Linked DNA regions of Homo sapiens: regions 1, 2 and 4 are each linked to region 3. A link is a contact called in ENCODE Hi-C or POLR2A ChIA-PET data. All regions are on one chromosome and are shown on one strand. Each heading gives the region's core, a stretch centred on a gene start or an enhancer-like site at or near the end of the contact. The rest is flanking DNA. Distances are from core to core; before and after follow the strand shown.

Region 1 (2,820 bases), core at 173-2,672, 290 kb after region 3:
CTACAGCTGGGTAAGAATAAAGCTTAAGCACTAAACATTTCCTAACAGCTTTAGACCTAGCTTTATCTTAAAATACACAAATATTTTGGAACATAAACGTGCCTGATTTTCTACATTTATTTTTAATTTCTTAAAGGTCATACATCATTCAGCTTTTCTAGTCACCATTACATACAGTACATTCTTTGACACAGCCATGTATATGGTACCTATTTAAAGACAAAATTTGCCTCCCATTTTATAGCTCTAACTGAAAAATAAGTTTTATTCTTTGAGGTAGTTAGAGCTGACTCTGGAGATAGAGAAATTAGGATTCCTAATTAACCCCTGCAGACTTTCCATAGCCCCTAACACCTGTGCTATATAATCTAAACTCGATAGATTTCCCATGAAATCTATACATTGTTTTTATGACATATGTCTTAGTTTATGGTTTTCCAAGAGTAAATACCAAGCATTGTAATTTCCTATAAGCAGTCTGCTTAATAATATCCCCATCACAAAGCAAGACTCCCATCTCCACAAAAAAATTTAGGCTGGGCGCAGTGGTTTATTATGCCTGTAATCCCAGCACTTTGGGAGGCCGAGGAGGGTGGATCATGAGGTCAAGAGATCAAGACCATCCTGGCCAACATGGTGAAACCCTGTCTTTACTAAAAAAACAAAAATTAGCCAGGTGTGGCACGCGCCTGTAGTCCCAGCTACTCAGGAGGTTGAGGCAGGAGAATCACTTAAACCAGGGAGGTGGAGGTTGCAGTAAGCTGAGATTGCGCCACTGCACTCCAGCCAGGTGACAAAGCAAGACTCTGTCTCAGGAAACAAACAAAAAAATTAGTGGAACATGGTAGCATGCACCTGTAGTTCTGGCTACTCCAGACACTGAGGCAGGAGGATTGCTTGAGTCCAGGAGTTGGAGGCTGCAGTAAGCTATTGGTCATACCACTGCACTCCAGTTTGGGCAACAGAGCGAGGCCCTGTCTTTATCTAAAAAAAAAAAAAAAAATAGGAAAAGGAAAGCCAGAGCCCACCTACAAAATCACCCTATTCTTCTTTGGTCTTGAAATAGAGAAATTAAATGATTCCTTGCTCAAAAAAACTTGTTACCCTTTTATATAACAAAGATAAACTTATAAATCTAAAAAGATGGGTAAGATTATTTGTTACTAATAAAAATCATTCCAAAATAACACGTATGGCTTGTGTGGTGTCTCCATTTCCTCTATCATGTGATGATGGAATTTATACTCATGGCACTCTTTATTATTTTGATACTCGTTTGTTATTTCCTCTACCCCATTCTCTACGAAAGCTTTTCCAGAGCAGTGACCTTTCCTTCTTTGCTCATCCGATATCTCAAATGGCAAGCACTCACATTGTTTTTAAATGAGTAAGAACCATGTGTACATTATGTCAAGCACGTATCACGTTACTTAAAGACATGTAACTAACTGGAAGCATTTCAACAATTTTGGAAATCTTGAATTTATTAGAAGGCAGTTAAAGCTGATTAACCTCATTTTGTTTGAACTGAGTACCTAATAAAAATAGGTGGCTGGGCACAGTGGCTCACGCGTGTAATCCCAGCACTTTGGGAGGCAGAGGTGGGTGGATCATCACAAGGTCAGGAGTTCAAGACCAGCCTGGCCAACATGGTGAAACCCCATCTCTACTAAAGATACAAAAAATTAGCCAGGCGTGGTGGTGGGCACCTGTAATCCCAGCTACTTGGGAGGCTGAGGCAGGAGAATCACTTGAACCCGGGAGGCAGAGGTTGCGGTGAGCCAAGATTGTGCCACTGCACTCCAGGCCTGGCAACGGAGTGTGACTCCGTCTCAAAAAAAATGAAAAAAATAATAAACAGGTTCCCTTTCACTAACACCACAATGTCATTAATTACTTATCTTTAGAAATAAAATTCCCAGTCTCTACAATTAGAGAAAACAGGACCTTACAAAAAAAATCAGCATCAACGGAGGACAGAACAGGGAGTTGGATAACATCTCAAATCCTGTCACCAGATGACTTTTCTGGCAACAAACTTATCCTATTTTATTATTAAAGCATTGCATATTCTAAAGTGATTTTCTAAATGAAGTCAGTCAAGTTTTCCTAGAGACATTTAGTAACAGCATGGATTCTGCAGTGTTTTCCCACAGAGTCTGTTCCACTGAATAACACTCTGTGGGGGTCAAAGGTGTTATCCACAAGAAACTGCAAGGGTATACAAGTTTAGGAAAATCTGACAATTGTGTCAAGTTTTTAAACACATGTACACTGGTAATCTGAAAAGGAAGAATATAGTATAGTGCTCATCACAGTAAACTGGTCACGGCTCTTTTTCACAAAGCATCTCAAATTATACTTGCGTGGAATACTTGATGTGAAGGATGAAAGCCGAGAAAATTGTGGGGAATCCTGCACAATTCAGGGCAAGGCCTCCAGATCATCCATTACCTGAACTACAGGGAAGCTTCATTCAGTTCACATTCATGGGCCTGTATCTGTCTGTCTATCTTTCCTCAAGTGGTTGTTATAAACATTCAGTTAGCTCATTTATTGATGGTCTACTTTTTTGCCCACCATTTTTTATTCCCCTAGGAGCTAGGGCTACAACAATGAATAAAACTGAAAGTTTTTTCCCTCATGAAGTTTATGTTGTGGTGGTATAAAAATTCCAGACTAGACTATAATACCTGCTTGACAAGTCCAGGAATCTCTTGCCTACGTGACTTCCTTGTCATACCCTTTCACCGTTTCTCAAATGTCCGTCCTTTTAAATATGAAGACCACACTGAATCATCTTCTGTGGACTCAATTTTA
Region 2 (2,712 bases), core at 42-2,541, 440 kb after region 3:
TGCAGTTGGGAGGATCTCTTGAGGCCAGGAGTTCAAGACCATCCTGGGCAACATAGTGAGACCCTGTCTCTACCAAAAATTAAAAGAAAAAAAGAATTCCATTAGAAAAGTACTCTTATTATCCTCTCAGATGAGGAAACTGAGCATTTGGCCTTTTGGTTGAAATACAAATATTTGCTCTCAGTCCAGGATCAGATGAAATTAAAGCATATAAGAGTGTTTGCAAACTGTTAAAGCTATGTATACAGAAGGCAATGAGGGTGGTGGTTCTGGCTTTCACACCCACTGGCAGTAGGACTCTGAGCAAGTACTTTCCGGACTTTAGTTCCTTTATCAGGAAAGTGAGGGGTGGGAGAGGCTGATCTGTGCAGATCCTTCCTGTTCTAACGCCTGTGACCACGAATCAGTGATGACTAGCCATTGACTGTTTTCTCCTGGCTTCCTCTGCGTCATTGAGGACTTTTGGATGCTGACTTTTCCCGATTGAGCTAGGCCCAGTCCCTGGGGAACACAGGCCACCTGAAACTCCCCCTCGTTGAATGGGCTGGGCTCAGTCATCTGAGGTTTGCTGCTCGGTTGCCTTTGGTTGCTGCAGCAACATAACACACGCCCACACTTCCGTTTCTGAGAGTGCGATGAAGGCTGATCTCCTCCTGTCGGCCACAGGGGCTCTCCCAGGCCCTGCCGCTCACAGTACTTCCTGGCTTCCTCACAAGGCCACCCGAGGGGAGGGGAAAGAAACCCACTAGTCATTCCTCGGGGGTTGTGGGAGTTGAAGTGAATACTTCCCCGGAAAAAAAAAAAAAAGGCACATCTCCATCAGGTCAGCACTGAGGGGCTAAAATCTCAAGAGATTCAGACTCAGTATTAAGAGACTGATTTGGCTGGGCGCAGTGGCTCATGCCTGTAATCCCAACACTTTGGGACGCCGAGGCGGGCGGATCGCCTGAGGTCAGGAGTTTGAGACCAGCCTGGGCAACATGGTGAAACTCCGTCTCTACTAAAAATACAAAAAATTAGCTGGGTGTAGTGGCAGGCACCTGTGATCCCAGCTACTCGGGAGGCTGAGGCAGGAGAACTCCTTGAACCCGGGAGGTGGAGGTTGCCGTGAGCCAAGATAGTGCCACTGCACTCCAGCCTGGGCGACAGAGTGAGACTCTGTCTCAAAAAAAATAAAATAAAATAAAGACTGATTTAGAACAGTGTTTGTGAACAGGATTTCTGCTTGCTGACGCCGTTGGAAGAGCCTGTGTTTTTGAAATGATTGACGTCATGAAATCTAGTTTGGTCACCAGGATATGGGGTTGACAAAGACCTTGTGGCAGGCCTTTACTATAAGTTTCATCTAATTCTGAAATTCAGTGCTTTCACACCGGAAGTGAGCAAAATAACAAAGAACAGAAAGTGGAAAAAACATTCTGACCTAGTGGAAACTATCTTTTGCCCACCTGCATTCCTGCAAAATAGCAGTCAAATTAGCCCAGATATCTACCTTTGAGGGGGTCCCCAGATGGTGTATCTCCCAAAGGGATTTTGTCGATGAATTTAACGCCCCAGTTATTCAGAAGAGAGTTCTAAAGGCATTATTAGAGGAACCTGAGGTTGTTTCTCTCTGCCTCCATAACAAAATAGCTCACTCTTTTGCACACCTGAATAAAGAAACTACACTGGGATCAGGAAATAAGGGCAGAGCCAGGGCAAATTCCGAACCAATGCAAGAAAACCTTTAAATGCAATTGCCCGGATAGTTCTCCCATTGAGAGGAACAGGATGTGTGCTGGCTTTAGCCAAGAGGAATGGGCTAGATAAGATGAGCATAGATTTTGAACATGCAAAAGGGTGAGGTGACCAGAGGGAAAAGGCGAGCAGCCAGGATAAGAAGACTCCTCTGTCCTTCTGACCCTTGCCCTCACAGGACCTGCTCCTACCAGCAACCAGCAGACACTTCCTCACTTAGGTGGGGGACTGAGGCTGTGGCCCTTGATGGCATTGTTCCCAGAATGGAAAATGTGGGTGTTGGCAACCATATCAAAGGCCTCTGATTGTTTAGAAACCTTTACAGCTCTGATCACCAGACCGCAAAGCCCAAGGGCCGTTCAAGGCCTGTGGAAACTTTGGAACAATAGACTTGGCCCCCTGCCTATCTGTTTTCGTGGCTTTCTGAAAGAGGTAGACGGGGCCTCCAGCCACTCTACGCTCCAGCCCAACCATCAACCTATCAATCTTCTTCAAGCCGGTTCTCACAAGCCAGCACTGGTTAGAGATCGGAGCTGAGATGAGTGCACTCTGCTCTTCAGAGACTGAGACTAGATTGAGAAGAAGGAGGTACCGGATCAGCGTACAAAGTCCAATGGGTGCCAAAAGACTCAGCAACCATGATAAACAATATTTTAATGCAACCACTAAAAAATAAAAATAAAAAATTATCCACGATGAACAAAATATCAAAAATTTTAAAAGAACTGCACTAAAATATTTATCTTGTTTACTGAGTTTTTTGGCGGCCCCTTAAATTTTGCACCCATGGGCCCGGCATTGTGGCTCACACCTGTAATCCCAACACTTTGGGAGGCTGAGGTGGGTGGATCACCTGAGGTCAGGAGTTCAAGACCAGCCTGGCCAACACAGTGAAACCCGTCTCTGCTAAAAATACAAAAATCAGCTGGCTGTGGTGGCACACACCTGTAATCCCAGCTAGTCGGGAGGCTGAGG
Region 3 (2,704 bases), core at 120-2,619:
GGGATATTTTGCAAAATTGAATATATATGGCCTGTATGTTACAGATGATTACATTGTATTAGTATGAAAGTTTCTTGGAGTGATCATGGAATTCTGATTATGTGGGAGATTATCTTTATTCTTAGTAGATATGTACTGAAATATTTAGGGATAAAGGGTAACAGTGTCTACAAAAACTCAAGTGATTCAGCAAAATAAACCATACACACAGACACATAGATAGCAAATGTGGCAGAATGTTAAAAATTGGTGAATATGGGTTAATTTGGCTGTTAATTGTATTTTCCTTGTAACTTTTCTATAGGGTTTGATATTTTTTTGAATATAAAAAGTTAAGGACTCTTCAAAATCCAAGCAGAGTTTCCCGTTCTGATTTATCATCCTTAGTGTAAGCCACCTTGTCAAAGATACAGTTGTGTGACCAATGAGGGAGTTAATAGTCAGAATGCGTATCTTTCAAAAACTATTGTAATTATTTACATAAATAAGAGAACATTGCAGTTATCTTTTTGTGTCACTATCAACTTGATTCACATCTTTTGTAGGCAGCCTGATAAGGTGGTTTGTCGACGGCCAGGCCTGAATTTCGATCCTGGCTGGTTAAACTTTTTAACCTCGTTGGGACTCAGTTTCCTCATTGTAGGATGCAGAAAATAACTACTTGGTGTGATTGTTGTTTTGAATTGTTATACACCTGGTGTTTACGGAAGCGAGTTTCAATTCATGTGCAAAACCTTTGTCCTACCTTGAATGCTATCTGTATCTTTTCCTTCATTAAACTCATGCAATCCTGGAGGGCACTTAGAGGTGGGAGAGAAAATGACTTCTCCAAGGTCACACCGCTAATCGCGGACCCAGGTTTCCCAGCTTTTGGTCGTGTGCCCTTTCCACGCCTGCCGGAGAGGAGGAAGCGGCGCTCATGGGGTTGCAAGGATGTAGAGGAGCAAAGGGAGAGAAGAGGCCGCGGGAAGAGAGGTGGTGCGAGACCCGCGGAGGCGCCGGCCAAGGACGGGCGCATGGAGCAGCGGGCGGCGCGACCGGCCGGGGTGCGGAGGGGAGAGGCCGCGGCGGGGAGGGAGGGTCCCGCGGGTCCGGTGCCCGGGAGAGGCGGGCGGCCTGGGCCAGCCGCAGGATCGCAGGAGGCGGAGGCCCGGGCCGCGGGCTGGGGTGGGGGAGGCCGAGGGCCAGCGCGGCCATGGGCGGCGGCCACTTCTGCACAGGTGGGTGGGGCGGGGGCGCGGGGCGCTGGGCGCGCGGCGCTGGGGTCCCGACCCCCGGGGCCGGCGGGTGGGGGCGGGGCGGGGGCGGGGCCGGACGGGGGCGGGTCTTGCTGGGTCCCTGCTGGAGCGGCGGCGGCGGCGGCGGCGCAGGCGCGGTTCTCGTCTCCTCCCGGCCGGCGGAGCGAGTGGAGGCTGCAGCCCAGCTCGTCTCGGCGCCCGCGTCGCCGTCGCGAAGCCCCCCGCCCCGCTTCCGCCGCGTCGGAATGAGCTCCCGGAAAGGTGAGTGGCCCGCGGCGCGCCCTCTCCCCGCCACGCGGCCAGCCCGGGCGGGCGGCCCGACCGTTAATGTGTGTCTTCTCTTCCCCAGTGCTGGCCATTCAGGCCCGAAAGCGGAGGCCGAAAAGAGAGAAACATCCGAAAAAGTGAGTCCACGCTGCGCCTGTCCCCGTTCCCCACCCCCGCCCCGTCGGGGGCGCCCGCGGCCGCGCAGGGGAAAGTTGTCCGGGTCCCCGGGCCGGCGGGCGGGCTGGTCCCCCGGGACGCTGGCGCTCGGCTCCTGCCCCCGGCGGGCGGCCCGGGGGGAGGGGCGGCGGCGGGGGAGGGGCGCGCGGGCCGCGGCCGGTTCCCTAGCATCACGGAGCCTCGACCCCGCGACCTCCCGCCCCGGGTCGCCACCGGCCGGCGGGCGGGAGGCCGGCGGAAAGGCGCCGGGCAGGGCGTGCGCACCCGTCCCTTGCCCGCGAGCTGGCCCGGGGGTCGCGGCCCTTTCCGGAAGGGGCCCCGGCGTCTGCCGCTGGGCTCCGGCCCGCCCGCTGCGGGAGTGCAGCGGCTGCGTTGCTCCCACCTGAGCCGCGGGCCGAGGAGGCGGAGGGGCCGAGTGTGCGGGAGGGCGTGTGTCTCGCCTCCCCTTCCTCCCCGGCCCCCGCCTGTCGGCCTTTCTGCTGAGAACCTAAGCTGGTTGTCAAGTGGTTTGCCTCGGGCGTGTTCCTGGCGCGAGTTCAGCCCCGAGACCTGTGCGTTTCGGCTCTCGGGTTTGGATTCGAAACTTTCCGCTCGGGTTGAGCGTGACTTGGGTGCGCTGCGGGCGCCGGGGTCGCGGGCTGCGCAGGGCGGTGGGCGTGTGCGCGGGAGCCGGTCGGAGTGGAAAACGCGCCCGTGGCGGCCACCTCCAGCCTGGCCGCTCACCCGAGCAGGGGGGCCGCTGCCCAAGAACCCTTTCCTGGAGAGCTGCTCCGAGACCGCACAGCGCCGCCGCGTCTTCTCCTTTTCCACTCCTCTCTCCTAATTTTTTTGATTTACCAGCGTTCGACATCGTTATCTCTTCCTCTAGATTAATTGCTTCGCTCTTTTGAGCAAGAATACTCTGTGTGGCATCTTTGGTACTGTGGGGAACGAGAATCCAGCATTATCTTTAATAAAATCCAGAAACATTTTTGGTTGTTTCCTTTGAGGGGTACGTCGCAGCACGCTCACTTTTTTCCCCT
Region 4 (2,883 bases), core at 52-2,551, 400 kb after region 3:
AACCAAAAAAAAAAGTGACCAAATTACAGAACTCTAGGAGTTTATCTTACCTACCTACCGCTGAAAGAGGATTTTTCTTTTTAAGAAAATTAGAATATTCTGATGGCCTAAACTTTTCTTGTCAAACAGGTAAAGTCTTGTTAGCCCAGAAAGTATCTCTTCTTAGGAGTGTTTAGATTTGTTGAGAGAGAGAAGGCTTTATTTCTTTTTTAGTAGAGACGGGGTTTCACCGTATTAGCCAGAATGGTCTTGATCTGCTGACCTTGTGATCTGCCCGCTTGGCCTCCCAAAGTGCTGGGATTACAGGCGTGAACCACCGTGCCCAGCCTGAGAAGGCTTTATTTCTAAACTCCCCACTTAATGTAACACTTTACTTCTTTCTTTTTATTGATATAGATAATATTTGTGCATGTTTTAGGGGCACATGTGATATTTTCATAATTGTATACCATGTGTAATGATCAAATCAGGGTAGTTGGAATAGCTATCACCTCAAACATCTTTGTGTTGGGAACATTACAAATCTGGCTATTTTGAAATATACAATATAAATTATTAACTATAATTTTCCTACTGTACTGTAAAATAGTAGAACTTACTCCTTCTAACTTTACTGTTGTACCATTTAACCAACTTCTATACATCCCTCCTTCCCCCACCCCACTTAATATAAGCATCTTTTTTTTTTTTTTTTGAGAAAAAGTCTTGCTCTATCACCCAGGCTGGAATGCACTGGCAAGATCTCGGCTCACTGCAGTCTTTGCCTCCCGAGTTCAAGCATTTCTCCTGCCTCAGCCTCCCCAGTAGCTGGGATTACAGGTTTGTGTCACCACACCCAGCTAATTTTTGTATTTTTAGTATAGATGGGGTTTCAGTATGTTGGCTAAGCTGGTCTCGAACTCCTGACCTCAGGTGATCCGCCCACCTCGGCCTCTCAAGAGTGCTGGGATTACAGGTGTGAGCCACCACACCCAGCCATAAGCATCTTTTAAAAAGGTGGAGGGGGGCTATCAACTGTTATTTTAAGCATAGTAAGAGTTCACCCTACTACTTTTACAATGAATTACTGCAAGATGTTTAGACATTGTGATCTTTTTATTACGGTTACTGTTTTCCCTAAAGGTCAAACCAATAACTTGAGATCCTGAGGTGCAACTCAAGAGTAGAAGCATCACTTAATACTAGTAACTTAAAAGAATAGCAGATCTGGCTCGCTGTGGTGGCTCAGGCCTGTAATCCCAGCACCTTGGGAGGCTGACACAGGTGGAGCACGTGAGGTCATGAGACCAGCGTGGCCAACATGGTGAAACCCTGTCTCTGCTAAAAATGTAAGAATTAGCTGGGTGTGGTGGCACACACCTGTAATCGTAGCTACTCAGGAGGCTGAGGCATGAAAATTGCTTTAACCCGAGGGGCAGAGGTTGCAGTGGGCCGAGATTATGCCACTGCACTCCACCCTGGGTGACAGAGTAACAGTCTCAGAAAAAGAAAAAGGAATAGTAGTGGGTCTTCAGATACTTAGATGTCATGAGCTGGGACTTTAATGGGCCATTTTTAAAATTTGACATTAAAAATTCCGTCCTAATGCCAGTAAATAATTTTCATCATTTAATTCCGCATGTTTTTGGTATATTCATCTAGCACCTTCTGAATGTTATTAGACCTCCTATATAGTTAACCTTGGATATCATATGGTGGTTTGGTAGACTTTTTTTTTTTTTTAATACACACACGTCTTTTAGCTTGGTTGATATGCCCTCAGCCTGAAAGATAACAACTTGCTTATTTATTACACAACCAGATTACTTGACTCCCTATGTTTGAAGTCCCCAGTTTAGATTGGTTATTAAGTAAGCATTCATTAGATTTTCAATTATTTATAAAAGCTAAATATAAAGAACCACAAACTATTTCAACAAGTTAATACAGCCAAAGCATATAGATAAATATATGAAACAATACAGTAAATACATGAGACCAAAAATTCAGTCTTTCATCAGTCTGGAAATAAACAAATATTTTGTGTGTGATTGTTTCTGAAACTGCAGACAGGTATTTTTAATTCTTAACTCCTACTGTGTTCAGTACATTATTCAGAAGATTAGCCAGGAACAGAAAATGTGCAATTTAATTTCCCTTAGGTTCAAGGTATAAGCTAAACAGAGTCTTTCCCTGCACAAATTATCAAGTTGGCTGTGTTTCACTGGATAGGAGATGGGACAGTGGGAATCTTGTTTGTTCATTGATGGGCGTCATTATTTAGATGGTGAGGCATTTGGCTACCTTGAAAGTCATCTTTACTCCCTGTTACCCTCACTTTATTGAATTTCTTTACTTTGACTTTCAGAGCTCTGGGCAGAAATCACATATTAGTTTGGAGGACTTTGTTATTTTATTCAAGTTAAAGTATAGGGTTTCCCCAAATTGAAAACCAGAGTAGCCTATGATCATTCCCTGTGGGATTCTTTAACTGTTAAGGCAAAAGAAAATGCAGTTGCACTTAAGAGTATATGGATAAAATAAAGAACTGTGAAGTGAAAAGGGGAGAGATTTTTTTAAAGATGACTATATTTTAACTCCTCCTGACTAGTAAATTCAAGGATACCAGGAAAGATGAGGTGTAGACTTTAAACCTTCCAACATTCCATTGTGTTAATCATTCTTCCTCATCAAAGAGGCAGTAAGGGATAATTTAGAGTGACTACAGTTACAAATAATGTGCTGTATAAGCACCCAAGAGCAGAGATAAGGATGGAATTAAGGGTGTTAAAGAAAATATGGCCTCTCTTCTTTACCATTTGATTGTTTTTGCTGTCCCTGGAGACTCATATCTCTCTCTATTCCTAGGACCAAAGTTTACACAACTGCCAAATATATAAACAA

What was found. Hi-C counts contacts between places; a loop is a spot of excess contacts on that map. ChIA-PET counts read pairs that join two places held with the same protein, here RNA polymerase II (POLR2A). Pooled maps may share reads with other maps.
Region 1: a loop to region 3 is called in a pooled map, with 2.3 times the contacts of the local background. The contact joins the enhancer-like site here to the promoter of SRPK2 in region 3. A Hi-C loop is called at or near these places in 4 of 50 pooled maps. POLR2A ChIA-PET finds 5 or more read pairs at or near these places in 2 of 52 experiments (activated CD4-positive, alpha-beta T cell and activated T-cell).
Region 2: a loop to region 3 is called in a map of PC-9, with 11 times the contacts of the local background. The contact joins the enhancer-like site here to the promoter of SRPK2 in region 3. A Hi-C loop is called at or near these places in 2 of 168 maps with a recorded cell type or tissue (PC-9 and naive thymus-derived CD4-positive, alpha-beta T cell), 1 of 37 single-sample maps with no recorded cell type and 13 of 50 pooled maps. POLR2A ChIA-PET finds 5 or more read pairs at or near these places in 5 of 52 experiments (CD8-positive, alpha-beta memory T cell, HEK293, WTC11 and 2 more).
Region 4: a map of sigmoid colon shows a loop between it and region 3 (4-fold over the local background). The contact joins the promoter of LINC01004 here to the promoter of SRPK2 in region 3. A Hi-C loop is called at or near these places in 7 of 168 maps with a recorded cell type or tissue (PC-9, Right ventricle myocardium inferior, chondrocyte and 3 more), 1 of 37 single-sample maps with no recorded cell type and 26 of 50 pooled maps. POLR2A ChIA-PET finds 5 or more read pairs at or near these places in 6 of 52 experiments (AG04450, B cell, CD4-positive, alpha-beta memory T cell and 3 more).

What each region holds. Positions count from the first base shown.
Region 1 is chr7:105,096,418-105,099,237 of GRCh38, reverse strand. All of the region lies in intron 15 of KMT2E (lysine methyltransferase 2E (inactive)), which reads right to left. Among named protein-coding and RNA genes, the nearest start is that of KMT2E, 84 kb to the right of the region's middle. Within about 2 kb of position 1,422, at least 2 of the 41 ENCODE cell types and tissues checked have a DNase peak (open chromatin) inside an H3K27ac peak, as active enhancers do.
Region 2 is chr7:104,943,115-104,945,826 of GRCh38, reverse strand. All of the region lies in intron 1 of LOC101927902 (a long non-coding RNA gene), which reads right to left. Among named protein-coding and RNA genes, the nearest start is that of LHFPL3-AS2, 18 kb to the right of the region's middle. RefSeq lists enhancers at 169-238, 471-765, 559-868, 1,179-1,228, 1,869-1,928. Within about 2 kb of position 1,291, at least 37 of the 41 ENCODE cell types and tissues checked have a DNase peak (open chromatin) inside an H3K27ac peak, as active enhancers do.
Region 3 is chr7:105,387,586-105,390,289 of GRCh38, reverse strand. SRPK2 (SRSF protein kinase 2) reads left to right here and starts at 1,369. Exons shown (of 16, transcript NM_182692.3): 1 at 1,369-1,499; 2 at 1,588-1,642. The coding sequence starts at 1,484. RefSeq lists silencers at 999-1,168, 1,269-1,318, 1,329-1,398, 1,429-1,558, 1,899-2,018 and 1 more.
Region 4 is chr7:104,989,583-104,992,465 of GRCh38, reverse strand. LINC01004 (long intergenic non-protein coding RNA 1004) reads left to right here and starts at 1,301. Exons shown (of 1, transcript NR_039981.2): 1 at 1,301-2,883.